Linked DNA regions of Mus musculus: region 1 is linked to region 2. The links are chromatin loops, found by intact Hi-C in ENCODE. Cell type or tissue: left cerebral cortex. All regions are shown on one strand. Each heading gives the region's core, and the rest is flanking DNA. Links, peaks and the distances in the headings are about the cores only. Region 1 overlaps Tjp1 (tight junction protein 1). Region 2 has its middle 49 kb from the start of Tjp1.

Evidence for each region. A loop is a pair of places that touch in the nucleus more often than their neighbours do. Peaks named below come from ENCODE experiments on the same cell type or tissue, not always from the same donor. Only the 100,000 strongest peaks of a DNase experiment are listed, where the experiment ranks them.
Region 1: it touches region 2 in a loop (2.5-fold over the local background); 2 of 42 quality-filtered maps call a loop at or near these places.

The regions. Positions count from the first base shown.
Region 1 is chr7:65,350,112-65,366,427 of GRCm38, reverse strand. It overlaps Tjp1 (tight junction protein 1), which reads left to right. Exons shown (of 27, transcript NM_001163574.1): 2 at 11,540-11,596. Among named protein-coding and RNA genes, the nearest start is that of Tjp1, 13 kb to the left of the region's middle. In left cerebral cortex, for the core only: no CTCF peak of the experiment used is centred there; DNase peaks (open chromatin) are centred at 6,432, 8,720, 9,771, 12,430 and 1 more place; H3K27ac peaks cover 4,119 bases.
Region 2 is chr7:65,411,606-65,427,921 of GRCm38, reverse strand. It overlaps a transcript of Tjp1 not described here. Among named protein-coding and RNA genes, the nearest start is that of Tjp1, 49 kb to the right of the region's middle. In left cerebral cortex, for the core only: a CTCF peak has its summit at 8,780; DNase peaks (open chromatin) are centred at 9,167, 9,962, 10,334, 10,687 and 2 more places; H3K27ac peaks cover 7,395 bases.

The DNA.
Region 1 (16,316 bases), core at 5,419-13,418, 62 kb after region 2:
GCCTAGCTGTAGAACATCCCAGGCCTGGGAAGCTCGCATTCACACTCTCTGCCAAGTCCCCACTGAGCAGCCTGGTAACTGCTGACAAGCATGGGGCAGGGTGGAGGGGGAGGGGCAGCACTGCCAACTAACCTGTTAGTCAAAATTTTTATCAAATGACAAATATTAAAAGACAGTTTTCATTTAGAATGATGTCCATGAAATATTTGACTGGAATGGTTTTTTTTTGTTTCAACTCTGAACTTTGAAAGGCAATATTAAAAAATAAAAACTTGTAAGTTTGGAAAGAGATAGACATTAGGATAGGATAGTTTATTTACCAAGTTTCAAACAGTCCAACTTGCTGTTTCTGAATAGCATTTTCTTTGTAAGCCAGCAATAAAAATAGGCCTTTTTCTCTCTTTGACCTAGAGTACTGTTTAATTTATTTATTGCAGAGAAGAGTGGCTTCAGGTTGCTCCTTTATGGGCCAACTAGGCTCTTTATTTCCATTTCTTCTTAAGCAGATAAATTCTTAATAATGAGTGAGAAGAGAAGCTTGGTAGGTATGAAGGAATGAGTCATGAGTTTCATTTTATAACTTGAAAATGGATAGAATAATTGGATTCTGAATGATTGGCTGTGCAGTTGGAGATAAAGCCAGCAGTGCCAGACTTTGTCCTGTGAAGCACACCATTGGCGTGGTCTAAGCAGGTCTTGGGCTGTTGTATTTGTAATGTATTGTACTAAGTCTTAACTGTGGCTGCAGTGAAAGAGCGGTTTAGTAGATTTTGTCACATGCGCATTTTTAGTTCTTTGTCAGAACGAGGTGTTTTTGTGTTGACAGAATACTGGGAGGTAAATTGCCACACAGAGAAAGGTCCAAAGCAAAGGTAATATTTTCTATTGATAGTAAGTTTGTTTTGATTGGCTAAAACCTCTTATGTTTTTAAAAATAGAGTGAATTCCAAGCCGGGCGTTGTGGCGCGCACCTTTAATCCCAGTGCTCGGGAGGCAGGCAGATTTCTGAGTTCGAGGCCAGCCTGGTCTACAAAGTGAGTTCCAGGACAGCCAGGGCTATACAGAGAAACCCTGTCTTGAAAACAAAACAAAACAAAAACAAAAACACCCCAAAATAGAGTAAATTCCTAAGATAAAAATTTCCATTTTCAGCAAGGAGGCAGAGGCATGCAGATCTTTGTGAGTTTGAGGCCAGCCTGGTCTACAGAGTCAGTTCAGGACAACCAAGGCTACACAGAGATCATGTCTCAGAAATTAAAAAATTCATTTTCTTCTTGGTTATTTTAGGCATTTTTACTGTTTTGATATTGGTGTTAGTGTTAAAAAAAAGTTTTTGTTATGAGTATTGTTTTGAGATGAGGTCTCATAAAACTAAGAATGACCCCAGACTATCTGGTTCTTCTTTTGTCTCCCCTCCACACTGCTCAGTACTGCTGTTACTAGTTTAAGCTACTACCATCATCTTTCGATTTCAGTTCTGAAATTGTTTTTAAAATATATGTTAAATTTATAAGTAGATCTTCTAATTCTAGAATTTAAAAGGATACCAAGAATGACTAATTAATTTTAACATTGAGTACATTTTGTTTTAGTTTTCTGCTCTTTAGAAGTTTATATAGCTTTAGTATGCAGCTGCTCTGTAGTATAATGATCAGTTTTAAAACTTGTAATTCGCCAGGTGGTGGTGGCGCACACCTTTAGTCCCAGCATTCGGGAGGCAGGCAGAGGCAGGCGGATTTCTGAGTTTGAAGCCAGTCTGGTGTACAAAGTGAGTTCCAGGACAGCCAGGGCTATACAGAGAAACCCTGTCTTGAAAAAAATCAACCCCCCCTCCCAAAACAAAACAAAACAAAAACACTAACCAAAAGCCTTGTAATTGATTACATAGAAACCAAAGAGTTTTGGGCTTGGTATAGCTCTTAGTTGGTACAGAGCTTGTTTGTCCAGCATGCACAAGGGCCAGTGTTCAGTCCCTAGTACTGCATAAGTGCATGCCTGTAATCCTAGCCCTGGGGAAGAGGAGGCCTGAGAATCCCTAGCTATTCCTAGTTATCCTCATCTGTGTTTCTCTCTAGCTAAGGAGTTCCAGATTATCTCACCTGTAACCTCAGCAGTGAGGACCTCAGGCAGGCAAATCCTGAGAGCTCCCTGGCCATCCAGCCTTGCCTAAACAGCCAGTTTTTTGTTTTGTTTTGGTTTGATTTTTTTTTTTTTTTTTTTTTAACCTCAATAGAGACACCATCTCAAGGCAATAAGGTAGAGAATGATAGAGGAAGATAGCCAATGTCCTGCTCTGGCCTCTACATATTTAACGCACAATGCTCAGGTCCATGTACCACATACAGATACAAGTTCAAAATCAGCTTAGGCTACACAGTGACACCTTGCAGCATGCAGAGAAGAAAAAGGCTACACCAGGAAAGGAGTGGAGGTGCGTTCTTGCAGTCTGAGTACTTGGGAGGGTGATCTAGAAGGAGCATAGTGTTTAGCCATAGCAGCCACATAGAAAGTTTTAGAGCTATGTTGGAGAATGCAGAAGTAGTAATATTATAAAGAAGAGTACCACACAAGGCGAGAGAAACACAGTCTTTTTGGGATGCAGTTACAGTTACATTGACAGTAAATAAACGGCACCAGGGCTGGAGAGATTGCTCAGTGGTTAAGAACATTCTTTGTTCCTGTAGAGGCCCAGATTTGATTCCTAGCACCCACTTGGTGGCCACAGTCAGCTGCAGCATCAGTTCTGGAGGATTTGATGCCCTCTTGTGAGCTCTGTGGGTACCAAGCATGCTCGCAGTGCACACAGATAAAGGCAAGACACTCACACATAAAATGAATAAATCTAAAAACAAAACAAAGCAAAAATAAAAAAACCCTTAAAACAATAACAGCGTTCTGCTCTGGGCTTTTGTTTGTTTTGGGGTGTGGTGGTGGAGTAAGGTTAAGGAGTTAGCTAAATTACATCTAACACAGTTTCTAGATTTTCCTTTGTTAACTTTAAAACATTGAGTCTGGCTATAGTTGTGGAAATGTTTTGTGCATATTTGATATCTCAGAAACATAAGGTAATTAAGAATAACTCGTGCAACTCTGTGACTATATTGGCATGGGAGATAGGCTCTGTGTTTCCTGTTACTGTTTCCGTTTAGTTAGGGAGGGTCTAACGTGTTATAAACTTCCCAGCAGTCTGGATTTGAGAACTTGGTATTGAGTAGACACTTGTTGTCCATCCATTACTACTAGACATGTGGCGAGATGCTGGAGCCAGAACACTAAGTCTATGTCTGTCTCTGTCCTGGTGAGTGTTGTGACAGTGAGAGCAGACAGCAGCCAAGATCCTGAGTGTGATGCTAAGTGCTGTTCTGCATGTGCCATGGCCAGGCCACAGTCTCCTCCCTACCAAAGACCATGTTTGTTTTGCTTTCTATGGTACTTTTCTCTATAATTTTATTACTTACTTTTGTATCCTACCAGAGATCTCTAAAACTTTACATGTGGCTACTTTGGCAAAGTCCTCCTATATCAGCCTCCCAAGTGCTTGGATTGCAGGCAGGCTCCTCCACTCCTAACTTGTGTAGCCAGTGTTCTCCACACGCAGCAAGGTGTCACTATGTAGTCCAGGCTGATTTTGAACTCAGTTCCTCTTCCTCAGCATCCTGGGTGCAGGGGTTACAAGGCTGTGCCACTGAATCTAGCTTACCTCCATGGTTTTCTATTGTAGGAAGGCTTGCCTTATTTATTGACTTTGAGGGGGAAAAAAGTAGTTTAAGTTGTGGTTTTGTACTTGTTGAATATTGTGCAAAAAGTGACAAATTTTCCTGTTACTTGAGTTTTAACAGTTGTATGAAAGTCACTTTTGGTTAGTTTTAATCTGGAGAATAATTCAACTCTTAAGAGTTAAGATTAACTCTTAAACCCATAATGGGCATTCCTTACTTTACTCTGATAAGACTATGGAAATCTCCAATTAACAGAAATACATGTTATATGCAAAAACAGAGAAAAACAAAGCTGTCTTTTAAAATAGAATGTACATCTTTTTCAGTATTATCTTAGAAAAGGAGTTTCGAAGGCTTATTTACGGATTTTTTTTATTGTATTGGAGTACTTAAGCAAAAATATACTGTACCAATGCTGTCTTGCTTATAATATTGGAAATGAGTGGGCAAAGACAGTAGATTCTGCATGTATGCTGAGTGCTGACTCACAGATCCTGAGCTTAGTGTTTCATAGATGTGCTATTTGTTTTTATTTTTTAAGGATTTATTTATTTTATTTATATGCATATACTGTAGCTGTCTTCAGACACACCAGAAGAAGGCATCTGATCCCATTACAGATGGCTGTGAGCCACCATGTGGTGGCTGGGAATTGAACTCAGGACCTCTGGAAGAATAGTTAGTGTGCTTAACTATTGAGCCATCTCTCCAGCCCATGCTGTATGATCCTTATTCTTACTCTCTTTTACAGTGAAGGCTCCAGGGTTAATACATTTGCTGTGGCTACATCTGATTATTACTCAAAATATGTGTACATTTAAATATTCTTGTATTCTAAATGAGCGTCAGATGACTATGCTGTATGTTGGGTGAGTCTAAGACTGGACAAGTAGCGTGAGTCGGGAAAGCTGGAAGCAAGCTGCAGTGAAGCTGCCCTAGCCCCAGCTGGTCTTCTCCTGGGTTAGGAGAGCCAGATTTTCCAGTTTTTCAAAACCAGTTGTAATTTTGTTATATTGACAAGTACCTTGACCTTAAACTAGAAAGCTCAATTAATTTTGCTTAAACCTTCTTATTGTAAAACTTAGTATTAATGTGTAAAAGTGCATAAAGAAAATATACATAAGGTGAATATGCATGTAAACACAACATACCTATTACCAGGACAGATTCTGTACAGATAAGGCATTTAAAAAAACAGTCATTGAATAGCTGTAAGGATCTTTGAGTTTCTGCGTTTAGAGTCTAGGTTTTGAATTTTGGGGGATCTGTCTACCGTTAGCTGCTGTTTCACCTATTTAAAAGGGAACAGGAGTAGAAAATGCAAATAGTATCCAGCTTAGGTAGTTGTATATGAATAGAACCAAGTACACAGTAAGTCACATTGGCATATCTTTTTTGTTTTTTTTTTTTTTTTTTTTGAGACAGGGTTTCTCTGTATAGCCCTGGCTGTCCTGGAACTCACTTTGTAGACCAGACTGGCCTCGAACTCAGAAATCTGCCTGCCTCCGCCTCCTGAGTGCTGGCATTAAAGGTGTGTGCCACCACGCCCGGCCTACATATCTTTTTTAAAACATTGTAAATGAAAACATTGTAATTTCCATTTTAATATTGGAAAAGGGCATATAGGGATGTTGTTTGAGCTTATTTCTGTACGGAGTTCAGTCTGTAGATAGGTAGATTCAACAGCAGGTTACTTTCTCGTTTCAGAGACAGTACTTGGGCTCTTCAGATCCTTAGGAAAACTGTCTTACGTTAGCTTTAAATCAGTCCTGGTTTGATGGATTAGGCAATAAAGACTTTAAAGTACATTACAAATCCAGTGTTACAGACTCAGTTTGGATATACACCTTAGTGGTGAATGAGTCTTTCAGATCACTTCACCAATGTAGCATGCATACATACTAATTCTCTTTGGAGTTCTATAGTAGCTTTCTAAAGAATATCTTAGCCCCTGTTTTTCTAAAAAAAGAATCTTTTTAATTTTTAACAATTCCATATACTTATATAATGTACTTGATGAGAGTCAGCTCAGTCTCCCTACCTTCAGCCCCGCTCCCCCAGTGCATTATGTCTAATTAGTGCTGCCTGTATGCACATAGGTTTGGAGGGCATTTGACAGGGTCTCTCAAGAGAGAGACTTACCCTCCTTTAGCACCTCCTAGCTCCTCAGTGAGACATGGAGCCTCATGAGCCCCTCTCAGCCATGCCTGGTCTGTGTAAATAATCCCAGCTGCTGTGAGTTTATGAGTCAAGAGACAGCCGTTCAGAGTGTGCCTTCTATTTATTCCATAGTTCTCTGAGCCTTAAAAGGAATCTTAGCAGAATCTTAGTGTTAGGATTAGTTCTCTTCCTCTTTTTCCAAAGCACACACATTCACTCGTTCTAAAAATTTCTGTATTTATTGGCTTTAGATAGTAAAAGACCAAAACTGTTGCTGGGTTATTTGACTGTTGTCTACTTGAATGGCCTCAACTTTTATTGTTTTCTTTGCCCTCTGTTGATAAACTTTGCTTTTCTTTTCTCACTTATTAAAGCACATGCACATGCGCGCACGTGTGTGTGTGTGTGTGTGTGTGTGTGGTTGCTCACAGACCAGATGAGGGTATCAGATCTCTTAGAGCTGAAGTTCCAGGTGGTTGTGAGCTACTCGATATGGGTGTTGGGAGCCAAACTCCAATCCTTTGAAAGAGCTGTAAGGATGTTTACGTAACCTTGCGGGCATCTCTTCCAGCCTTCCTGCAGTTCTGCCAGGCACGGCTGCCAGCTTTCTCTTTACTCCTCTCAGGGCACTGGTGTTCTTTCTAGGTAGTACTTATTTAAGCCCATGATTATGTATCAAGCCCTGAAGTGTTTGGATCATGCGTGTCTCCCACTAGAGAAGCATGATCATATTGATTGTAACTGGCTGTTGCAGAGCTTAATAGATTATCCTAGCACTTAATAAATGCAGATCATTTGAATGAGTTGAGACACTTCCTGCTAGGGATGGGGCTCTTGATTAGGCTGTTTTCTTTACCTGGGATGTTTTCCACATCCATTCCTCCCTCCATCCCTCCCTCGTCTGGCACTAAGAGATTGTACTGATCAGAACTCCAGCAGCATTAAGATCCTTTCACTATGTAGCTTTCTACCACTTGAAGCTGGCTATTTGATAAAGAGTTAATTTATTTTACATTGTTATATTGTATTAGATAATCTTTTAAAGTGCTCCTGTAATATACTTGCTTATCTCTAAGACTACTTCTACTTTTTGTGTTCCTGAAAAGAAGGCAGCTGCTGAAGTAACTGGTGCAGAGAAATTTTCTTAGTGCTAGCTGGATCATGATAGCAGCACTCTAGGTTTGGGTCTTCTCATATTAATGATTTCAAGTTGTGTTTCTTTTTTTTTTTTTTTTAAGTAGAAAACATTTCAAATGGAAATTATGATGAATCTTTGATGTTATTCTCATTTTAGTACAGATACCAATTTATGAGCCTGGTACCCATAACATTTCTTTGTAAGATCTTTCCTTCCCTTCTCACCCTCCCACATGGTCTCATGTAGCCCAGGCTGGTCCTAAACTCTCCATGTACCTTGAACTCTTGTTCTTCATGCCTTCCCTGAAATAAAAGGCTTAGGTTGCCACACCTGACTTTGTAAAATCATACCAGATTCTAAGGTCTTTGTAGTTTCTTAGAGCTTTCCCTCCTCTTCTTCCTCTTCCTCCTTCTCCTCCTCCTCTTCCTCTTCTCGTTCCTCTTTCTTCCTCTCCTTCCTCCCTCTCCTTCCTCCTTCTCTTCCTCCTCTTCTTCTTCCTCCTCCTCCTACCTCCTCTTCCTTTTCCTCCCCCCACCCCCAGTGCTTGCCTAGATTTCTTAATTCACTAGGTATTCCCAGATGGTGGTGTCTAAATTTTATTTTTTTGTGATTTATTAGCTGGTATAGCTAAGAAAAATGTCTTGTCTTGTCTCTTTCTTTCTTTCTTTCTTTCTTTCTTTCTTTCTTTCTTTCTTTCTTTCTTTCTTTCTTTCTTCTTTTTCAAGACATGGTTTCTCTGTGTAGCCCTGGTTGTCCTGGAACTCACTCTGTAGACCAGGCTGGCCTCGAACTCAGAAATTCTCCTACCTCTGCCTCCCAAGTGCTGGGATTAAAGGCGTGCGCCACCATCGCTCGGCAACAGTAATTTTCTAATCATATACTTAATAAGGATCTAGCATTTCTAAAACTCATGGAAATGTTGTTCTTTTGTGATGTTAGATAACAAAGAATATTGGTCTCAGATTAGGAGATGTTCAATTCTTGTATTTTGGTGTACTCTCTGAGCAGTAAAGAATGTTTTGTATTGGCTCTGTGGGCTTTTATGTATTCTCACTGGCAACTGTTAAGGTCCGCTTGGTCCTTCCTTCCCTGGAGTAGTTGTAGTCTGTAGGGTCATCTTAGTCCTTTGTAAATAGATCTTGGTTTCAGTTCTACAGTCGTGTTGATTGATTACTCTTAGATCCAGATCTACTCTATCTAGGTCTCAGTCTTGATTTTCAGAAATGTAAACCCTGGGTACCTCAGTTTATGCATGTGTGAGACCACATTTGTAACTGTACTTTCAGAACTGGCTTTTGTTTTGTTATGTTTTGTTTTGATTTTTCAAGACAGAGTTTCTCTGTATAGCCCAGGCTGTCCTGGAACTCAGAGATATTATATCTGCCTGTCTCTTTCCCCAGTGTTAAGAGTAAAGGCGTGCACCACTACTGCCCTGCCTAGAGCCCCTCCTTTTCATGTTAACTTTCCTTTCTTTCTGCCTTAAATTTGCCTCCCATTTATGGTCTTCAAAATGAATTCTGATTGCACTGCTTGAGTTTAAAGTTCTCAACAGCACACCACCACACATGCCAGCCATGTCCTGCTCAGACCCAGGAAAGTGAGCTCCCTGTCAGTTCAGCTCTCCAGGCCTGCTTTCTCCCATTTGATTTGTAGTTGGTGTAAAGGATGATGGAACTGCCTAGAATTAGGACCGAGAGTTGGCAGGAAGCCCTTCAGATTGGTGATCTGAGTAGTGTATTTGCCAGCTGGAGCTTAGAACAAAGAAACCAAACAAACTCTTGGCAGATTCTGAAATACAGCTTTTTGCTTCTTTTGAAATTATGATTCTAGTCAGTTGATGCAGACTTAGAAGTGTGTGCAAAACTAATACAGCAACCGTGAATTGCAGTCATTTTTGATGCTAATTATTGAATTTGTAACCTATTCTGTAGTACACTTTAATAAATAGACCTTTGGAACTGGGAAGACATTTTTCCTTGAGATAATTTAGTCTAATTTCCTGATCTTATAGGTGAGGAAAACTAAGATTTTTAACAGCTTGGGTTCTGGTCTTATTTCTAGGCTAGCTCATTTTCTGTGTATCTTGTGTAGTTAACAGAGAACTAGAAGCAGAATTATCATGCTTAGCAGATTAATGTCCTGTTTCTTAGTTTCCTACAAGCCTAGACAGTTTTAGAGTGGGACTGATGATGTTTTAAACAGAGGCACTTACGCGGATTTTACGATGATTCATTTTTAAAGAGATTTATACATTTATAGCATGAAAATTAAGTTTGCACTTAAATTTCTTTGCACAGCAGTAGATGAGCATTATAAAACAAAAAGACTAACAGTCAAGGTAAACCTCCCCAGCCCAGTTTCCTTTTCTCTTCAGAATTCTGTAGGTATTCTTCCAGAGAATGTCCGCCCTATTCTAAAGTGTCCAGCTCATTCTCAATCATTTTCATAATTTAATAAACAAAACCTTTAAAACAAAAAGGCCAACTAGAAGCAAATGTTTGGAACTTCCAGTAACAGTGGAATGTGAATGTAGTGTGAAATATGTTGCCAGTTTATTATGAGTAAAAAAAGAACAAGAAGATAGAACACCTGATGAGAAATACCACCCACACTCCCTTTATTTCAAGCTGATCGATGTGAACCTTTTTCATATCCTTTCAACTTCCTCTTCACTTTGGCTTAAACAAAATTAGATTTTTGGCAATACCCAAGCTGTTGTATAATCTGCTATCCTTTGCCCAAAAGTGTAAACTTATGCGATCATCACAGCCTTGTGGAGAACCACACACTTTTCATAAGATAGTAACCAAGGAAAGTGCCAGTTATCAGATCATTTAACAGTATAGAGTGATGGGGAGTGAAGCACTGCTACTAGTAAACAAAGTGGATCCCAGAAAAACCAGTTTAGAGCTCTGCAAGCAGTTTTCCTTGTTGTCAGCTGGGATTGCTCAGCCTGGCAGTTATTGCAGACACCTGATTCTGTGTGTTTTAGTGAACTGTGGCTGGTCAGTGCACCTGCTCCTCACTGTCAGTGTTTCACATGGATGGAGGAAGCTTTGTGCAGTTTGTGTGTGTGTGTGTGTCTGTCTGTCTGTCTGTCTGTCTGTCTTAAAATCTGGTCAGTTTTTGTTAAAACACAAAACAGTTTTGTTTCCAGGCGAGTCTCATTAAAAGAAAGTTTTGCTGCTCATCATTGGAAGGTTGAAACAAAAGCTGGTAACGTTGCCAGTTCTTATCTATGGGAGTGAACACAGAGATCCTTTCTCTCTCGTCCCTTATTCATTTGGGAGGAAAGTCAATCTAGTTGCTTTGAATGTAGGGACGCAGGCTTCCTTTATAGGAGTTGATTTTCTAAAGTGGCATTAATCTTCAATTAAACTTACTGTGGGAATAGAGAAATAGCTCTCTGGCACCTTGATGTGAGTCGTCTTGTGATGCTACTGATAACTATGTAACAGAGTCAGATCTCACTGGTGAAAGACATTTATAGTAATAGCTAATGAAGGACGATGTGACTATGCCATGCTACTGTCACTTCACCATGATGAAAAGATCTTCTTCTTCTTCTTCTCCTTCTTCTTCTTCTTCTTCTTCTTCTTCTTCTTCTTCTTCTTCCTCCTCCTCCTCCTCCTCCTCCTCCTCCTCCTCCTCCTCCTCCTCCTCCTCCTCTTCCTCCTCCTCCTCCTCCTCTTCTAGAAAGAAACACATATTAAGCATCCCAATGTATTAAAAAGTAGTGTTAAGAGGGGCTACATTACTTTAAACTATCAAGAGCTGTTAACCCAAAATCGAAGGAAATTTTGTTTTTAAATTTTAGTGTTCAACTTTCATATCATCTTATTATCTCTATGAGAGACTGATGGTAGGAGATAAAATGCAGCTACCCTGTGGGCTGGCTAAGATCTACACTGAAACTTGTAGTGATTGTTTATGGATCTGGGGGATTGGGGCCTTGAGATTTTTGTTTTAACGTTTTAGTAAATGCATGTTTATGATATGTGTAACATAAAAGCCTCTTTCTGTATGGCTATACATGAACTTAGAGGAAGTGATGCTGACATAAAACTGAAACTGGATAGAATAGTGACTTTAACCTATCTGATGGTCTAAATCTGTTTTTCTGGATCGTGTATTTGCAAATACTGAGTTCAGAGGTACCTTTTCTTGTGGTGTGCAGCATGAAAAATGCTTGTAAGTCCACTTAGATCTGGTCTGTCTGATGGTAAGCATAAAGTTGCTGAATTTTCTAGCTTTAACTCAATTCTGCTGTGTTAAGTGTAGAGTGGCGTCTGTCCAAATTAAGTTAAGACAAAGGGAGTTCCTGTGTGTGGTTTCTTATCTCTTAAAACAAAAACAACCCTTTCATAGTTTTTAAGTGGTTTCTAGAATACTTTTAATATTAACAGTGCAAGTCTTGGTATTTTATTGTGCTGAGTTGTTTCCAGAATGCTTTCTTTTACTTTATTAAATACTTATTTTTTTCTTTTAAAGGTAAATGCTTTGTTTTCTTTTCCTTTATCAGAGCACAGCAATGGAGGAAACAGCTATATGGGAACAGCACACAGTGACGCTTCACAGGGTGAGTTTCTACTGCAGTAAATAATCTGTGTCATAATTCAGGATACTGGCAGCTTTGAAAACAATAGAGGAAAGCCAGATGTCAGGAAGCCAAAAGAAAGGGGAATTTTTTTCTATATTCTTTTGTTTAAAATTAGATTTATAATAAATTCGTCATTAAGGTCAGAAGTAAGCATGATTGCCTTTTCGCATATCCTTTGGTTATTTCTTATATATTTGCTATTTTTAATCTCTAAAATTAAGTGATTTGTTGCTTAGAATTTTGAATGATTCCATAAAAGATTATATATTATAAGCTGGTTGTATATACATGTTTGTATGCTTGGGGTTTAATATTAAGATATGTTCTTACTAAAATCTTGAAAGAACTTGGGATAAACTCAGTTGGTAGTGTGCTTAGTTGTAGCATGCAGGAAGCCCTCTTCCATCCCCAGAATCACATTAAATTCTCATCTGTGAAACCCGGCAGTCAGAAATTCAAAATCATCCTTAGCTACTTAGCAGGTTGGTATGTATGTTGTGGGAGGCCATATTCTAAAAAGATAATTGTTCATTTGAAGCATGTACAGCCCAAGCATTGCAGATAGGATTATTAGTAAGCAGTGGAAATACCAGCTTTGGGATCAGATTGGTCTGGATTTTAATTCTACTTTTGCTTTTTTGTGGCTTTAGAAATGGGGAAGAAACCCAACCTGTGTTGTAAACTGTGGTGTTTATGTATTTAAAGTTAGGCTAGGAGCTGGAGACATGGCTCAGTAGGAAATAGTGCTTGTTCTTTAAAAAGACTTTAAAGAGATTTAGTTGATGGTCCCATGTTTGGCTGCTCACACCTCCAGAGGATCTGATGGCCTCTCTGGCCTCTGCAGGCACCCTCACACACACATAGAAATAAAAACTTTAAAAAAGTAGCTGGGTGTCATGTAGCACAGCTCAGCCTGCTTTATGTAACAAGTTGCAGAATGGCCAGGGCTATGTATAAAAACTTGTCTCAAAAAGGAAAAACTAAATAAAATGCTATAGGGATAACAACACCAATTCATGCCTTTTCTGTTCAAGTATGGCTCCTTAAATTTACCCTTTTTCTTCTTTTTAGCAGAACTGACTCTACTGATGGTTCTCCTGCTTAGAGAGTGTTTAAATAAATGGCATATGCCTTACACTGATTATTTTTTTTTTTTTTTTTTAAGATTTATTTATTATATGTAAGTACACTGTAGCTGTCTTCAGACACTCCAGAAGAGGGCGTCAGATCTTGTTACAGATGGTTGTGAGCCACCATGTGGTTGCTGGGATTTGAACTGTAGACCTTCGGAAGAGCAGTCGGGTGCTCTTACCCACTGAGCCATCTCACCAGCCCACACTGATTATTTCTGAGCAGTTGACAACTGGAGGTGGAAAAATTATGTTCCTGAGCACTTACCACCTGATTATCTCATGAGGGTTTGATAGAGTTAGTTAATTATTCAAATAAAGTGCTTCTAGGAAGGGTATGGCTGACCTTTTCCTGTCTCACTAAATGAAGAAATCATTGCAATAATACCCATCTTAACTTTTAATTTGTAAAGCTGAAATAGCTTCCTGTTGTTTTCATTGTGCTTAATTGGTAACATCTCTGCATCAGAGCTCTACTATACATAAAATACTTTTATACTTTATGTCTTTGATTGCTTGATTGTGATATCATGGGTTGGTAGCATTTTATGTATTACATTTGTTTTTCTTAATACATTTATCATTTTTATTGTTATAATTTATATAACAGTAAATTCACACTCATCTAGTATATAGTTCTGAGTTTTGACATAGTTACATAACTAATATTCCACTCAAAATACAGAATGACTCCATTACCTTAAAACTGTGTTCAAATCTCTTTGTGGTCAACTCTGTCCCCTTACTGTCTGCATTGAGCCACTAATCTGTCTTTTTTAAACTTTGACTTTCTCCAGGATGTCTTATAGATGGGTTTGTGTAATAAGTAGCTTTTTGAGACTGATTTCACATGCTTAGATTAATGCATTTGAGACTTCAATAATGTTGATTGTGTTGCTATCTAATTCTTGCTTATTACTAACTTCCACTCCATTTTAGGAGTGTATAATAGCTTACTCATCCTATATTTGATGGTACATTTAGGTTGTTTACAGTTTTTGTTGATTATTAATATATACCCGAGTTAGTATGCAGTTTCCTTGGGTAAATAGGAATGGAATGACAGTGGGTTTTATGCTAGCTGTTACTTTTATAGGACATGGCTGATTGGATGTGCCTTCTCACCAGCAACGTATGAGTCAGTCTTCTCCACAGCTCTTGATATTGTTGGTTTTAACCTTTGAGTTTAGCTATTCTAGTAGATGTCTAGTAGTATCTCATTATAACTCTTAATTTGTATTTCTCTGTACATTAATGCTGAGCACCTTGTAATGATCAGTCTTTATTGCCAAGTTGACTGAATTTGGAATCATCTAAGAGACAAAATGAGGCATACCTGTGGATATGTTTAACGGAGGAGGGAAGACCCTCCATGACTATGGGTAGTAGTATTTCTGTAGTCTTGAGCCGTAATACAAAGGAAGCATCTTGTGGAGGACATGGTCTCTCTCCACTTCCTGACTAAAAAGACAGAGTTTCTCTGGGTAGCTACGGAACTCACTCTGTAGCCCAGGCTGGCCTCAAACTCAAAGATCCATCTGCCTCTGCCTTTGGAGTGCTGAAACTGAAGGCATGTGCAACCACTTTCAACTTGCTTGGTCCAGGTCAGACCTCCCTAGAATTGGGGTACCTTGATTGTTACAGCTCTTTTCATTTTTATGGGATCAAACTTTGGATCTCATTCAAGTCAGGGACTCTTGTGATGAGCTACATCGCCTTTCTCTTTTATACTAAGTATAAAGTTTATGAATAACTTAGCAAAGGATACTATTACTGATTGCCAATTTCATCATTACAAGTGCTTGGTTTTGCAAGATCATTGTTAAAGTGGTATGTGTGTGTGTGTGGGGGGGCTGTAAAGTAGCAAAGATGTCATGAATTTGAGAGGGTTGGGGTGTCACAGAAGGAGTGTAGAGGAAGAGGGAAGGTTGAAAATGATATCAAGACAGTACTCATGTATGATAATGTAAAACAAATGTTTTCAATTAAAATAAAAGTGATTAAATAAGAAAACACACAAAATGGTTAGATGTACAAATTCAGTTGCTGATTTTGTATGAAGCTAAATTTATAGGTCATAGAAGCTTGAGAAAATTTTAAAATGTAAATAATTAAAGGTTAAGATAGCTATTTATTGAAATGCCTATTAATTTCATCATAAATTATATAATTAAAAATCAAATTACAGGTCTGCAAATCATCTACTATCAAGCTAACTACTACCACCTATGGTCCTTTTACATTTTAACTAAAAAAAATTTAAGATTTAGTAATTTTAATTTTCTAAATGTTCTTGAAAAGAATTACCAGCCTTTAGTTTTTTACAAATGAACGTTTATTTTGAGGGAAGAGTCATCTATTGTATGACCTTTGATGATAGGACCCTCCATGGGTAAACATTTTTTGGTCCATTGAAAAGAATGAACAGAAGCTGGGCTTGGTGACAGAGGCAGGCTGACCTTGAGCAAGATCCATAACAGCCAGAGCTTTGTCACACTGAGAAACCCTGTCTGGAACCACCTAACCCCACTCCCTCATAAAAAGCAAAGTATCAGTTTTCCTTGTTCATTGGCTCTTGGTGTTTTCATAATATCTTAAATGCCTGATTTCATTGTTACTGTAACAACACTTACCAGTATTTATTCCAGAAGATGAATTGTGCTCCAGGTAGCAGAGATTAACAACTTGCAGTTCATTCCCAGGAACAATTTAGAGCTCTGAGCCATGCTCTAGCAAAACATTCCCAGCAGCCTGCCCAGAGTTTATTGCTGCTGCATGCTGGGTATTAACCAATTGCATTTGTTGCTGTAGGGACTCTACACTGTAAGAGTGTTGTGAAAGGACTGAGTTGGATAGACTTGGTCTGGTTCTTTGGGGTGGTGTAATGTTTGTTTGTTTTCAAGGTTTTTTTTGTAATAAAGTTTACAAAACAACAACAAAAAAAAAAACGAAAATGGCGGGGGGGGGGGGGCGGAGTTATTCGTGCAAGGAAGGAGGTGAAGAAGTGCTGTGTCTCTTTGCTGAGGTGAGGCTATTCAGTGCTGTGTTCCCAGCACAACACTTAACACCTTTTGAAAACTGAAGAGCTGTACATTTGACTTAGCCCTCTTATCTGTTTACCTCTCATGAACCCTGCAGGGGAACTGGCATCTAGTAAAGCCAGACACTGAATGCAGGCTCCACTGGCCATCACACATCCAGACTTGCCCCAGGAATGCCTGCCTAGATTGTTGAAATGACTTTTCTAACACAGACCTGAAACCATGCTTAGTTTCCTTAACATTTAAAATTTTGCTCAATTTTCCTTGAGCTAATGAGAGATATAGATCTGTAATGTTTCCTCATTCCCAAATTTCTAACAATAAAGAAAATAGTACAGAGGAGAAAAAACTTTTCAAGTTAGGTTTTATCTGGTGTGGGCACGTGCGCGCGCATGTGTGTGTGTGCGTGCATGTGTGTGCGTGTGTGTGTATGTGTGTGTGTGTGTGTGTGTGTGTGTGCGTACGTGCGCGCGTGCATGCATATTTGGGTGTCGTCTTCAGCTGTTCTCACCTTGGTTTTTGAGCTAT
Region 2 (16,316 bases), core at 4,676-12,675:
AGACATCCTTTCACCTGTGTGCCCTAGCAAACTAGCATTTGACATGACTAACTTTCCAAAGAAACTAGAACTTTCCACATCAGACATTACATTGTCTCTTCTAGTTAGTATTATCTGAGACTTAACAGACAAGGAGACTTAACAGACAAGGAAGACAGACATAAAGAGTAAGTCAAACCGCAAGATTGATAGGATATGAACTAAGGAAGTGAGGCTCTGACTTAACTGTCTCCAAAGGAGGCGACCAATAAGCAACAGAAGTTATGAGCATAGTCCGAGGTCAGCTTACACCATGGGAGGACATGCTGGCAAGCTAGGTGTCTAATGAGGTTAACGCCCTACATTCAGAGAACTACAACTCCCATCGATACAAGAGCAAAAGGATGAGGATGTAAGTCATCTGCAGCTGGGGCTGCCATTCAGAAGAGGGTGTTTGCCTAGCATGTGTGGACCTACATTTGAGCCCAGCACCACCACCACCAAAAAGCAAAACAAACAAACAAACAAACAACAAAGCCAGGAGGGGTGGTACATGCCTTTAATCCCAGCACTTAGGAGGCAGAGACAGGCAGATCTCTGTGAGTTCAAGGCAAGCCTGGTCTACATAGCAAGTTCCAGGATAGCCGGGGCTACCTGGTTACAACCTGATTAAATCCCAGCAAAAGATTTAACAAGCATTTCTCTCAAATAGTTGTGCAAAGACCAAAAGGCAGATGAACAATACTCAAAATATTCAGCACCGTTATGACGATTTGAACATTTTCAAATCAGTCCCACAGTAAAGTGGGACCACGAGCCCGCCAGCATGGACTGGCTGGCTTTGTGTTTCAGGATTATGGATGTTAGTGAAGATGGAGAGAAACTGGAACTCGTGGACCTTGTTTGTGCGACCGTCCAATGGTACAGGACTTCGAGAGAACAGTAGGAGATCTCTTTAGAAAAGTAAGCTGCTGCCACATGGTTCAGCAACCCCCACCAGTGGATACATGACCAAAAGAATCCAGTTCAGTGTCTTAAAAGAGATCCCTAGTTCAATGCAGCATTGCTCCTGATGCGTGAGATGCAGCATCAACCGAAGTGATGACTAAGCGGAGTCTGTACAACAGTGAAACATTATTCTGCCTTAATAAAAAGAGGAGATCTGCCATTTGCCACATAGATAAAAGTGTAGACATTATGCCTGGTGAAATCAGCTAGACACAGGGAGATGAATGCTGTGCCACTCCACTCCTGAGAGGCATCTCTGTCAACCAAGTCCTGTGTGCCAGAAGCTGAGTGCTGCTGCGGCAGCCGCTGGTGGATGGGGAGAGGAGAGCTGTGTTTCCCTGGGTGTAAGGTTTCAGCCGGGTAAGATGGGTAGGTTTCGGAGATCCGCAGAACAGCATAGTGCTTAGATTAACAGTACGGTGTCCTGCTCTTCAAAAACCCCGAGAGGGTAGATCTGAGGTTGATTGTTCTCACCACAAAAGCAAAGCTGCAAAGCCAAAGGGGCTCTTCAGGGACTTTTGGTGAGAAGGAGCCAGATGCACATAATACCAGGGTGCAAGGACGATACCGGGCTATTTCTATGCCGCTACACCTCCCAGACTGTGTAGTACTTTGGGTATTAGTTGTACCTTGGTAAAGTTGGAAGGAAGAGGGAATGAAGAGGAGGAGGTACCATAAACAAGAATGTTTATTCTTATTACAGTTTAATGAATATGCACAAAGAAATAGTTGGTTTGTTAAAATATGCTATATCAAAAATATTGAAAATATAACAAAAAACAAACAACAAAAATTGTTACCAACACTTTTGTGACTTTTTTGTCTTGTTTTGTTTTGTTTTATTTGTTTTTCGAGACAGGGTTTCTCTGTATAGCTATGGATACATGGAAGTCACTCTGTAGACGAGGGTGGCCTTGAACTCAGAAATCCATCTGCCTCTGCCTCCCAAGTGCTGGGATTAAAGATGTGTGCCACCACTGCCTAGCCACTTTTGTGATTCTTGACGTTAACTTCCTACTACTAAGAAACAAGTTTGGGTTGAGGCTTGGCTCCAGGGAAACCTGCACTCTGTCACTGAGCCATCTCCAAGAAAGGTGATAGTTTTATTGCTGTTGTTCAGGTTTTTGAGACAGGGTCTTGCTGTGAAGTTCCCTGACTGCCTCAGTGCTCTCTCCGTGTTATAGTTTGTAGTAAAATGTCTCCCACAGGCTCCTGTCTTTGAGCACTTAGTGCCCAGCTGGTGGGCACTGTTTCTGAAGTTGTAAAGCCTTCAGAAGGGTAAGCTTTGTTAGAGGAGGTTCATGATTGAGGGTAGGTTTTGAATTTTTATACCCTGGCCCTGTTTTCTTGTTTCTCTCTGCCTCCTGTGTGCTTGTGCTTAATCAGCCAGTTTCATGCTTTTCGTAGCCCCCCTGGAGCTGTCAAACACAGGAAACCCTTTCTCCTCTAAGTTGCTTTGTGTCAAGGCATTCCTTCATAGCCACAGAAAAGAAACCAATATTCTACCAGTATATTGGTAAACCAGCTGGCTTTGAACTCACGAAGGGCATTATGTTTTAGTCTCCCAAATTATGGGATTACAGGCTTATGCTGCCATGCCTGGCTGTTGAAAAATTATTTGGGTTTCAGTTTTGTTTTACTTTAAAAAAGTGACTTCGAAAGGCTAACACGGTAAAAACATTCTTCGTTGTCCTTCCGATGATCTATTCATTTAGTACTGTAAATCAGTCTGAACCGCATGCAGGAGTAGGAGCTGGGAGTCAGAGCCCTGTCGCTGTGGCTGGTGGACACACCTGACCTCAGGCCTGCTGGGAGGCTCGGGGCATTGAGCCTCATGGAACTACAGGGAAGGGATGAAGAGTCAGGCTTGAAGGCCTGGGGTTACCAACAGCTAGGAGGTCAGATGAATAGAGACCATGGAGGGTTCTTCTCACTGCAAACCCTTGGCCCACTGAAATGGTGTTCTGTTCTAACAGCTGGTATGTGGATCAGGATAAGGGGACCTGGAAGGGGCTCCGGGCATGAAGGCAAGAGCAAGTCACATCTTAAGTTCACTCCTAGTGCCTGTGCCTTTCCCAGCCATGGGCCTTTGACCAAGCAGGCCTACCATACAGGTATGAACTCCCATGGTACTCCATGATGCCAGCGTCTCCCCCACACCAGCTTCCTGTTGGTTGGGGCAGAGCAGCAGCATTACACAAGCGAGTGTGGAGCAGATGTCTACACAAGGGAAGTCATTTTTCATGTCAGCTGTGTACATGCTTGATTGGAAATTATACAGCGCTGTGGAATGCTGAAGTGCAGGAGCACCTTTCAGAGACTACTTCCAGAGACTTCCCTCATTTCCTCCTGTGGCTTTCGAGTCTGAGGACGCCTCGTCGTTGTCACAGATTGAGCTAAGGTCTGCTTTTTCTAAAACAAGGTTCTGTCAGAACAGTCTGACTTCTAAATATTAAAGAGTTGTTTGTGAACATTCCAGCTTCTTCCCGGGCCTCCACAATGGGTGTGGGGACGGGGCAGAGGCTAGCTAGCCACAGACAGCAAGACAATTTAGATTGTACTCAGCTAGTCACTGGGGCCAGGCTTTCTAAAAATGGGACTTCACAGATACATCTAAGTTTTTAAAGAGATTTTATTCTTGATTCGGAGTATGTATGTGTATGGAGAGAGGTATATGCATGTGAGTGCAGGATTGGATGGGAGAGATCCTGGAGGCAAAATGTAGGTAGCAGAGACCCCTGGTTCAGGTGGTAGATGCGCCGGGATCCACTACAAGAGGATTTATAACTTAGAATAGCTTACTAATTAGGATGCTAGTTGCTGTGCCCAGCAATTGTGTTACCTATTGATTCTAAACTAAGATTGTGTGGTGTTTTCCTTCATGAGGCAACTCAGCTGGGTTCCAGAGAAAGGTACAGTGGCAGGGCACCCCGGGCAGCCACGGGAATTTGGAAATGTGGGGCGTGCGTGCGTGCGTGCGTGCGTGCGTGCGTGCGTACATGCGTGGCAATGGCCCTGCCTGCCATGGGAACTTAGCGAGCCCGGTGGAGAGATTTCAGAGCTCGGAATCAGAGAGTCTGCTGGACTGAGAACAGGCGGCCTGTCTGCCAGTGCCATGCCGGCGGTATTTCGGATTACCGAAGTAGAGTACGTGCTTATGGTCCCAGCTATTCAGGAGCAGCAGAAGGATCATTTGAGCCAAGTTTGAAACCAGCTACAGCAACACAGTTAAGATCCCATCTCAACATATTAGTAAACACAAAATCAGTGGGCTTGCTTTTTAAATAATCTTCCAGACCCAAGTTAGATCCCAGCACCCACATGGTGGTTCACCGTGTTCTGTAACTCTCATTCTAAGGGATCCAAGGCCCTCTTCTGACCACTATGGCCACCAAGCATACACGTGACACATAGACATATACACAGGCACACTCATACACATAAGTAACTCTGAAAAGTAAACGTTCATCCCGTGAGCCAGAAGTACAGACAGACTCGTCTTTCATGCTATGTGACAACACTGCCCATTGGAGCTTCCTGGATCGCTCAGTGTGGACACTGCCAGCCACTCCTGGTTTTCATGTGTTTTGACATACCGAGTTTTGACTGATCAGCTATTTCGGGTTCTTGGAGATGCCATCTCACAGGGAAAATGATGACATTTCCCTTCTAATATTAGAAAGAGAGCCACATCCCGTCCTGGACTTGGGGGAGAATTCGTGGACTTGAGCATGTCATCCCAAGGGCAGTTACTTCCCAAAGCTTGCCCAGCTGACTTACTGCAGCAGGCACAAACCATGTCGAGCTGACCTTAGCTCTCAGGGATAGCAGAATCCTTTAGTAAAAGAAAATCCAACAGATAACATAAAAACAAGGTCAAGAGCTGAGCAGTGGTGGCATACACCTCAGATCCCAGCACTCTGGAGGCAGAGGCAGGTGAGTCTCTGTGAATTGGAGGCCAGCCTTGTCTACAGAGCAAGTTGCAGGCCAGACAAGCAGTCGCTAGTGGGGAGGGAATGTCGCTCACTGGTAGAAGTCTTGCCTCCTATGTTTTAGGCCACAGGTTTGGTGCCCAGCATCCAACAACCAAACAGGCCAACAGGCAGAAGGCTCTTGGGCTTTGGCTAGAAAGTCAACCAAAGGCTTGCCAAAGACTGTGGATGGTTCTGGTGCTTGTCAGGGCTACACTTAAGGGACAGGAGTGGAAGGTTTTGCTGAGAGTCCCCGTGAGTAGCCAGACTTAGGTTTAGCATTCCTTACAGGAACTGGCTGGGTGTGGGTCTGCACTTCAGATAAGACTGGTGCTCCATTTGAGATTAAAAACCCTCCCCTGTCCTAAGCTTCACCCTTTCATCAGTCAGCTTTCACTTACTCCAGGTTACTCTCCAAGGAGAATAAAAACCTTTGAAAAGAGCATGACCATGGGTACTGCTTCTTCTAGTACTTCTATATTTACCCCTTTGCTGATGTATGTAAATTTATGTATGTAAATTTTTATTCAGATTTAATTAGCAATTCTTTCAGCTTGACCTTTGCCGATTTTCATTGGAAGCAGGAAAGCTGTCCAACGATGGGGACTGCTACGGGTGGGCTAGAGAGATGGCTCAGCTGCTCAGAGCACTGGCTGGTCTCTTAGAGAGAACCTGGGTTCAATTCCCAGCACACAAAAGAAGGCTCCCAATAGTCTGGGATTGGGACGCCAGCCCTACACAAGTGTGGCCCACAGACATACATGCAAGCAAACATCCATGCATACACAATTTCAAAAATTAAAAAAAGAAAAGTGAGCCGGGCGTGGTGGCGCATACCTTTAATCCCAGCACTTGGGAGGCAGAGGCAGGTGGATTTCTGAGTTCGAGGCTAGCCTGGTCTACAGAGTGAGTTCCAGGACAGGGCTACACAGAGAAACCCTGTCTCAAAAAAAAAAAAAAAAAAAAAAAAAAAAAGAGTTCTGCTTAAAAGCCATTTTCTGTTTCTTGGGGGGTGGGGGGAGGCATTAGACATTTTTTTGTCTTAAAAGCTCACAGTCAAGCTGAGAACCGAAAGTTAAAAAAAAAATAGCTTTATTTAAAATCTGGTTTTGGCCACTCACTTTTACCCAGAAATTCACGTGAATGGACTAAGCCACTGTGCTCACTGCAGGACCCCGTAGTCAGCTCGCAGAACACAGGAACACAAACAACTTGCTGAGGTTTCTTCTAGTTCACAATGGATGGCTTCCTCTTTCAACCCAGGGCATTGTCTCTGTCTCCTGTACTGGGGAGGCTGGTCACGTGGTGGACGATGCCAGTCTCAGTCACATCCTGAAACAGCAATGTGCTGCTTTTGCCATCCCTACCCCTCCCCCTCTCCGCTGTGGGGACCGAGGTCCCTGTAATCCTGGTGACTGACTCTGACAGTCCACGGCAGGGGCTGTGCTGTGAGGTGCAGACTCGTCCCTCACACGCTCCCTCATTGTTACCCTGGGGTCCCTTCTATACCCAATGCCTCCTCCTCCTCAGGAGGAAGGAAGGGAGGGAGGGAGGGAGGGAGGGAGGGAGGGAGGGAGGGAGGAAGGAAGGAAGGAAGAAAGGAAGGAAGGAGAGAAACCATGGTTCAACTCCCATGTTGCCTAGATCAGACCCTGTCTTTGTTAGTGTGACCACACTTCTTTTAGCATTATTTATTGTGGTAGTTACCACCATTCAAAGAACATGGAGTAAATATTGTCTTATCCAGAAAAACTATGTTGTGCAACAGAGAAACTTCGTGGGATGGCACATTTGAGAACACAAGAGGTGGAGGAGAAGGGGATGGCTTTTCTTTCTGTCCCTGTGTTTTCTTTTTTGTTTTTATTTGTCTGTCTGTTTTTTTTTTTTTTTTTTTTTTTCAAGACAGGGTTTCTCTGTGTAGTCCTGGATGTCCTGGAACTCCATCTGTAGGCCTTGAACTTAGAGATCCACATGCCTCTGCCTCCTGCGTGCTGGGATTAAAGGTGTAGCTGGCTCCTTCTCTCATTTTGTTCACAAAGGAAACAGAGTCATCACAAGGAACAGTGCCCTTGAGAGATACAGCTTCCACACTCAGGTCCCAGGAACAAAGGCATCTGTCTTTTCTTGTCATATGTGTTCAGCACCTGGGTTAAGGATTGCCTGAAAGAACTGTCCTAAAGAGCCTTTATATTTGGGGCAACTTTTTTTTTTTAACCTGAAAAACACTCGGGATTTCTAGCAAGCATTCAGTATATGTGGCACGGAATAATGAGTTGGGCTATTTAATAAGAAACATATTTGCCAGTTAGACATCAAATGAAGTGCTTAGAGTTACTCCAAGCTCTCTAAGCTCCAGTGCTCTTTGGGCAGAGCTTGCCCTTCCCCCACAGCAAGCCCTAGGTGTATGTCTGCTGAGCCAGAACACGCTCCTGGCCAGTTTTCCTCTCCCAACTCCCCTTTGTTCCCAGAGCCGAATTTCAAACTTGGCGTGGAATCCCAAAGGTGGCTTTCTGCTGGAGCATGTGTGTGTCACTATTGCTGCTATGGATCTCTGTGGCCCCGGTGTGGCTTTAGTCCCATGAGTGTCTTGTGCATGCAGAGCTTGTGGTGAAGGCCCTGCCTTGCTGTGTGAAGTGGGCAAGTGAGATGCACTGCGAGACTCAGGCTAGACCAATGCATGGCCACTTGGAAGAGTTGACACAGAGACAGGAAGTAGGTTTAGTTTTTTATTCTTACTCCAGTGTTGGCTGTGCCTTTTCTTCACTGGTTAGGGTCTGAGCTCACCATCTTGTTCATTTGTCTAGTCTGAAAAGAATTGTCACACAGGAAATGAAGGAGGAAGGAGTCACTGTTCCAAGGAGATAAAGGTTATTGTTCTCAGTTATCAAATTCTTAGAACAGTACAGCAGGGCTTTTATGTAAACAAGGTTTTACTGGATGAGGAGGTCTAAAACATTTGCATAAAAGTCTCAAAGGTAGGGGAGATAAAGATTTTTCCCAAACACAATTTATAGTATTTGATGGAAAAGATTCATATTTGATATTAGTCACACTTGGAACATACACTACTACCCAAAGATCACAGAACCATTTTTTTTTTTAATTCTAGATAAATAAATGTGAAGTTGGGTGTGGTGGTTTATATTTATAATCCCAGATCATAGAAGAAGCAGGAGGAATTTAAATTTCAGGTCAGCCTAGGCTACACCTTGAGACCTTATCTCAAAAATCCCCAAAGAAAGTCCAAAGAAAGAATGCAGTTGGCTGGGTGGTGGTGGTACACACCTGTAATCCCAGCACTTCTAAGGCAGAGGCAGGAGGACCTCTGTGAGTTTGAGACTAACCTGGTATACAAAGCAAGTTCCAGGGCAGCCAAGTCTATAGAGAAACCCATCTCTAGAGAAAAAAAAAATGCAGTAGAGGAAAGGAAGAAAGGAGGGAGAGGGGAGGAAGAAAGGGAAGGAGGAAGGAGCAAGGGAGTAGAGGGGGAAGAGAGGAGGGAGAGATGGGAGAAGAAGAGGAAAAGAGAGAAACAGATTTCAAGATCTCAAGATTTTGAGTCTCAGAGATGGTAAGTGTCCTCAATGTTCTTTGGTGTGTTAGGAAAGAGTCACCTAATGTCACTCTAATGGATGAATGTTAAAGCTAAGACACCCATTGGGGGCGGGGTGGAGGGTGGGTTACTAAGACAGAGGCATCCATGGGGGAGGGGACCTGCTAGGGCTGGACACCCCTGCGGGGAAGGCCGGAGCTAGGACTGAGACATCTCTGGGGAATGCTTGTGTGGAGACACCTGTAGGGACTGTAGCAGAGCACCAGCTGTCTCCAGTATCTGAAGTATGTTTTCCTTGTACTATCTTTGAACTGTGTTTTGTTTATTTTCATTTTCTGTTCTAGTCTGGGCTTTCATCTTTTGAAGTCTGAATTTGAGGCTCAAGGCTGAAATAAAATAAGCCTTTTAAATCTTAGGGAGAGTTAAGTATCAAAGGAAGACTCCACACAATCTAGGATCGCACAGTTAAATCTGTATTTATGCTCACGGTAAAAAATACCCCTCTGACCCGAGAACATTCTAGAGTTTGGAGGAAACAATAACAAACAACAGAGCTTTGGATGGGAACAGTGTTTTGGATAGGAAAGGCCCTGTTATCTCCCTATCATCCAGTGGGACAAACACCTGGGCCTGCCTGTGGACTGCCAACCAGTGCCTTCCTGCCTTCAGGGCTCCTCCCACAGCGGACAGACCACTGCCAACCACCTGGCTTGCCTGCCTATGGCTGGGAGCTCTACACTCGTCCAGCTCCATCTCCTTCAGAACACCCCACGATCGGTAGAAGCACCCTTACAGGCTTTCTCTCGGAGAATTGAGCCATAACTGGACCTGAGACCTCGTTGGCAGTTTATCAACATTTCTGGGGCACCTTCCCAGGGTTGTACAGTAAGCAACCGGCTAGAATGCTTTCTCACAGTTTGACCAGCCAACCCTTCTGTGATGGGTCTTGTTATTGGAAAGTTTGCCGCTCACTTCTATTCTGTCTCTGGGTGGTCCTCTGAGTGGATGTTTCTCAGTCAGGGTTGTGACTGGACTCGCACACACACACAGTTGGTGTTCTAAGGTAGTTTCTTCATGTATGTGCTAAGGCGTCAGGCCTGTCTCCCACGTGACCAGTACACAGTGGCGCACAGGAAGAGTTCTCCAGGCAGGTGTACCAAGAATGCTCAGGACAAAGCTGCCATCTTGACACCACGGGGGCAAATCTCAGAAGTCTGGCAGCGGCTTTTCTGGTGCTTCCAAGGGAGGGTGAGCGGAGGAGGGTTTGTTCACTGGAGCACAGGGAAAGATGGCCACTGAGGGGAGGAGAGTCATGTATGGAAATGTGCTATCCCAGCTAGAAAACACCATTTTCTCACAGTCTAGCATGCCATCTCCCTGTATTAGAATGTTCTAGTTCTCCCGTCGCTCTCCTGATGTTTGAGTTCTCTGTCTTTGCTCTTATTTCCCATTTTGAATACCTTTTTTAGAGCTGTTTGGGAAATCTCCCAAAAGTTGGGTAAGTGGGGCTGGAGTGCTGACAGAGGCTTCTTGTTACTGGCTCTAAATGGATGCTCTGTGTCCTCTTTAGAAGGGTTATCTTTCCTTTCCTTTATCCAGTAAAAATATGTTTGGGGATCCAGGGCTTGTCTGGGTAATGATCCTAAAAAAATGATCCCTCTTGCTGCAGAGCCAGCCCCAAGGAGGTGGCCAGAGAAGCTGTGGCCTGGCCACAGTTCCCCTCCGACCTTGGACTGGTTGTCACGCACACTTGGACAGCGTTTCCGCTCTTTGTCTGAGCATGCATTCATCATCTTGTTGGTTGTATGAGTCTCTCTCATCCTCCTCTTTGCATCCCGTCTTCATTTAACCCCAATCTTCACTCTTGGGGCTGGTTGAGGGGTGATGGGCTCAGCTCCCAGGCAGCCTCTGGAGACACAGGGCACTTGGCGCAGGCAGAAGCACCTCCCCTAGCTGATAGCCCTGTGGGGGACTCTCTCCTGACAGGAATTGATAAGGGCACATTATGTAAAATCTGGAGGGCAGAGCTTTCCCTTTTAGGTCAGTACTCGGCCTGGAGCTAAAAAGGCTAATCAACAGAAGCATTTTCTGTGTTCATTCCAGAGACTTTCCCAGGGGCACAATAAATCTCACAGGCCTGTTTACAGGAGCATTGTTATTTAACAAGCCAGGCTTCCGAGTTTAAGAGTTTTTGGTTTCATCCAATCTAACCCAACCCGCCACATTCATGATTCATTACCAGTTACTCAGACTGCGTTCTGTAAGGTAATGTAATTTTGCATACTTAAAAATAATCTTCACATACAAGATTAACCTTATGCGCGTTGGAAGACGATTTAAAAGCTGTATGTCTTTCTTCTCTTTTTAAGCCTACTGGGAAAGTGTCAGTCCTGGCTCTAATCTCACCAGCTAAGGAGACCAACTGAGCTAGTTCATCTCCTTTACTCATTCATTCATTCATTCATTCATTCAGGAGATGCAGCTTATCATGTTTATACATCATTCATTCATCTGTTCTTTCATTCAAAACAATGGTTCAAGCCTGGCTCTAGAAGATGAAAACATGCGTGGAGCTCATGCAGCCTTCAAGATGCTGCAGGTCAGCATCAGAAGGACCTGGTGCTGTCTGGGGAGTGGTCATTTGATCTGGGTTTGGTCCTAAAGAACAGAGATGGTTTCAGTGGAGGGGGAAGGATTAGGGGATGTGGGCGGAGCCTGATCCAAGTGTGACTGACAGCCCTGACCCTCCAGTGTAACCTCAGCTTGTAGGAGCGTGGGGCAAATTCTCCATGGCTCTGATCACAGAAATACATGGTCTCTAAATTTTAATAAGCACTGATAAATCCACCAGAAATATTATAGCTCATGGACAGTCCCTGCAACAGTGTCTTGTGAGCATGTTCCAGGCTCTCTCTAGAAGGTTCCCACAGACAACATCTCAGGAGGGAAGGCAGCTCTTGGAATCTGCGTTGCAAATATTTCTTTTGTTTGTGGCTAGAGTAGGGTATTGTTTCCTGCATGCTTCAGGTATTCCCTGCCTACTCTTCTGGCTTCATTTTACAGCTTCATTTTATGCAGGAAAACCAAGATCCATTTGAAACTAAGTTTGGTTTAAAGGAGATAGAAATCCAACTTCCCTCATCTTTCTCAGAGTTACCCAATTGCATTAAATACATTTATTAAGTAATCTCTTAGTATTTTTCGGAAGGCTCAGCTTTATAATAATGTATATTTACTGAATATCTCTGTAATATATCCCCTTGCATATTTTCAAGTCTTTGCTGTGATCCATTGATAAATCTTGTTGATTTCTTCTCCGGTTTCATATCGTTCTAAGACCTGTGTGTTCTAACAGGAAAGAAGTTGTAAACTGTTCGCAAAATCTTTCTCATGTCCCTAGAACCAGCATTTAAATGAACCTTGAAGAAGTTTACTTTTGGCTTGATTTGCTGAAAAGCTCCACTGTCTTAAGTAGTGAGAACCTGGCGGGCACCAGAGCCGTGGCCTGGGTAGTTCCTTTGCTTGATTTATTTTTCCTTCCTTTTCTGCAAGTCTGTAAATGTTTATTGCGTATTGTCCGTCCTTGTCATTGCTTGTTTGGGGCCTGAGGGGGCAGTGACATTTTCATGACCCTCAGAGCTACACAGACATGGATGAGAGTTGGAGCTCTCCGGTGGCCTTTAAACAAAGCTATCGTACCCAAGATGGGGACTAGGCTCCTCAGTCCCCATTTCCTTGCTTCACCCTAAGGTTTTGGCCAGCCGCTGGTCAGAGTGAGGCAACTTCTAACTGATGTTTTAACAGAGAGATAGCAAGGAGCTGCGGCTGCAGTTCTCTGCTGATGGTTTCTAAATGTTTCTAAAACAAAATTTTTTACATCCTGAGACAATTTTCAGGGGAATACACACACCCAATTCTGTGGAAAAATAATGGAAAGCTATGAAAAACTCCCACGCAGAGGCAAGAGGAGGAAATATTTTTCCATTGACCGGAGCCCGTGTAGGCCATGTAGGAGCTGGGAAGGCTCCTTCTGAAAGGAACGCAGGGGCTGTTTCCAGCCTCAGTGGTTTGTAGTTTGGGCCTTTCTTGATAAGGACATAATGACCTTTTATCATATCCTATGATCATGATGAACTTGACCTTATCAGAAACACGGACAGTTTGGTTCCTTGATTTGGGTTTTTTTTTTTGCTCATAAGTCATCTTTTGGTTTTTAGAGTTAAATGACAAAGTTCTTCTGTTGGCCACAAACAGCAGGTAAGGTCTGGGCCTGCATCAGCTTTGCTGGTTGAACTTTGCTGGGTGAGAGGATAGTCCATCAGCTGTTAGCAATTGCTTTCTTCTTTCCTTTCATATCACACATCATTCATCTTATTAGTCTTAAATGAGTCCCTCAAGCCAACACATGGAGACGAATTCAGAGAACTTGGAAGCAACTAGAAGCATGGTGTCGTGAGGCATCCTTATAGATGGGACTGGAGCCTTGTAAAGATGTCACAAGGCTCGGGCCCAGTGTCCTTGCCCTTTTCTGAGTGCCCCCCCCCCCCCCACTTCAGGTGACTCTCTGTTGTCCGTGAGGTAGTATAGTGACCTCCTTATCACTCTTGCTATCTCCCTTCCAAGCTGTCCCAGGTTGGGGCCCTGCCTCACACAGCAGGTGGCTCTCCTCAGTTCTAGCAGCTTTAGCTTCCAGCCAGAAGGCTGTGTTATCCGCCCATACCCCTTGCTCCCGTTTAACTTGTGCAAAGCAAATTATATTTTTCAGCAGAGCTGAAAACCATGGAATGTTTTCCGGGCATGCCAGAGTAATGTTTTCCGAAGTGACATTTGACTTATATACAAGAGGCCCTTTTCCTCCCCTGCATAAATACACACGAAGGACAGCTTTTGTAATATAGTAAATAAGATCCCACACGAATTCCACACAACAGACTGTGTGGGGAGCTCACATAATAAAATGAAGAATGTTGCCTGCTTACTTTCTGACCAGTGTGGAGTTTTCATCATACCCTGCCTCTATCAGAGCCATGAACACACACACACACACACACACACACACACACACACACACACACACACACACTCTTAAACGTAGTGATCAAAAATGATCACTTTTTCTCCTAAATGGAACACACCCATTACTGTAGCTGTCCTTTATGTTGCAGAAAGGATGAAGGCACTCTCTAAATATAGTTAATGACTTAAGCTAATGCTAAATCTGTGAGGGAAAAAAATGTGTTGAGATTTGGGTGGGTGTTGCCAGGAGGAACAGGAATGTGGGGGGCAGGACCAGGTGACACGGGGATAAAGTCATGCCAGACGTAAACGCACATTTCAAGAGAAGGTTTAGCAGAGAATTAATACGCTGCTATTTCTGTCAAGGAGAAGGTGTCACATCACTAAAAGAAGGAGGAAAAAAAAAAAAAAACAACCCTTAAAGCTGTATTTACATCAAAGTTTATGTCATCTCTGTTTCCCTTCTCCTAAGTGCCCATGATGAAAGTATGCCTTTGAGATTGTTAATTGCAGATTTATTTCTGTCCTGTTACCAATCAGGGATGGAGGCTGCTCTTAAGGAGCTTGTGGCCCTCGGTTGCCGCTGCAGAGCCTGCTGATGTGAACTGATCGGAATCGGACGAGGTGCATGCATATTTCTGCTTAGCATCACATCTCGTTTCTTTGCCTCTTCTGTGTGCAGCATCCTCCTCTACAGAGCTTGCTTTCCCTTAAGGCTCCTGAGGGGTCAGGCCCACTTCTTGCACCATGCTGCTGGGGTGCCTCAGCGTATTTAGTGCTCCTCTGTCTAGAGATTTTTCCGAGGTTTTACCTGTTTGTGCATGGTACCTCTGGTGGATTGAATATGCTTGACCTAGGGAGTGGCACTATTAGAAGGTATGACTGTGTTAGAGAAGGTGTGGCCTTGTTGGAGGAAGTGTGTTACTGTGGGCGTGGGCTTTAAGACCCTCATTCTAGCTGCCTGGAAGCCAGTCTTCTCCTAGCAGCCTTCAGATGAAGATGTAGATCTCTCAGCTCCTCCTGTACCATGCCTGTCTGGATGCTGCCATGCTCCCACCTTGGTGATCATTGACTGAACCTCTCTGAACCTGTAAGCCAGCCCCAATTAAATGTTGGCCTTATGAGAGTTGCCTTGGTCATGGTGTCTGTGCAGAGCAGTAAAATCCTAACTAGGACAGTACTTAATTCTCCCATTTTAGGTAACGTTTGTTAAATCAATTCTTTTACAAATAAAGAATATACTTCTTCAGACATGATCATAGTTAACATATTAGACATTGTAATGTGGCCACTCTCCTCGGAAGATAGGAGAAATAGCAGTAGCTGATATGGGGAGCCTTGTGTGTTGAGGATGCAATGGACCAGGCAGGTAAAAACCATCAACAAAGTGAAGTAGCAGAAGCCGCAGACCTTAAGTCAAAGCGAACATGAATCACCTGCTCCATTCTGCCCTTCAGCTTTAAATCAGTATTGTGTGCTAACATTTTCCTGCCTTTCTGGTAGTCACTGTCCTCAGGAAAGTGCAATTCTTATCCTATCATAAGTATTGTTGTTGATCTACGTAGTCAAATTAAGGGTGGGACAGGCTATCTAATCTTGTCTTTGAATAGTTTCCTGATCTTCATAGCCGGCTTACCCATTAACAATCCACTTGTAAATTAGGTGGGGTGGCACAAGTCTTTCACCCCAGTGTTAGGGAAGCAGAGGAAGACAGATCTCTTGAGTTCAAGGCCTGTCAGGTCTACATACGGAGTTCCAGGCTAGTCATAAAAACATAATGATATCTCAAAAGACAACAACAAATACTTTAAAACCCCCTTGCAGATTTCCCACTCAAGCAAAAGTTGGAGATCTGGGCACATAACTAACCATGATTTCCTGACCTCCAAATCTTAGTGTGTGAGGGGTCCCCTTTGAAGTACAACCTCAGGGGAAGAAAAGCAAGATTAAGCCTTTTGAACTTAGCTTAGTGTTTTCCTTGTGTTGGATAACTTCTGTTTTAATTGTAGCAAGGAGATTTGTAAACAGCATTTTGTTTGTTTGTTTTCAAAGCAAAACAATTTAAAAGTAATAACTGGCACACAAATGTAGTCCTTGGAACCCAGTAAGACCAAGAAGGAAGGATGCCAAAGTCTAAGGAATGCATAGGACAGAAAACACAGGCACAGTTAACCAGTGAGAAATGTGGCATAACAGGAAGATGGGCAGGGATCTGACACAATCCTAGAACAGACCGTAAACCATGGGGGGTGGGGGTGGGGTGTGTGTGTGTGTGTGTGTGTGTGTGTGTGTGTGTGTGTGAGCTTCTGGGCCTTCTCCACTGCCTTCAGGGCCTTCTCCACTGCCTTTATTTTTGTCTGAATTGACCCAGTGCTCTGCAGGAATCTGAAGCCCAAAAGAGCAGAGATACGTGGTACACTGGCAATCAGAAACTCCAGTGAGTCTCAGTCATTGCCACTTCCTGGGGCCCAGCAACCTTGTCAAGCCCTTGCTTACTAAACTGAGGCGGGCAGTGCCTATCCTCAGTAGGTGACACTCAAGAAGCAAGAAGACACAGGTGACCTGGGTACAAAGAAAATGTAAGTTACCTTAGAGCCAGAGGCGGCTTCTTCATCCTGAAAATGACAAGTCTTTTGAAAAACCTCACATCTAAGACAAATAAAGGTGATTCGATACCATTCGTTGGTTGTGCTCACAGTTCTCAGGAGAACATTGAAGACTAAAGCCAAAGCCTCCACCGCTCATATTGCTGGAAGGCCTACTTGCCACAGCTTCATGAGGAAGGAAAA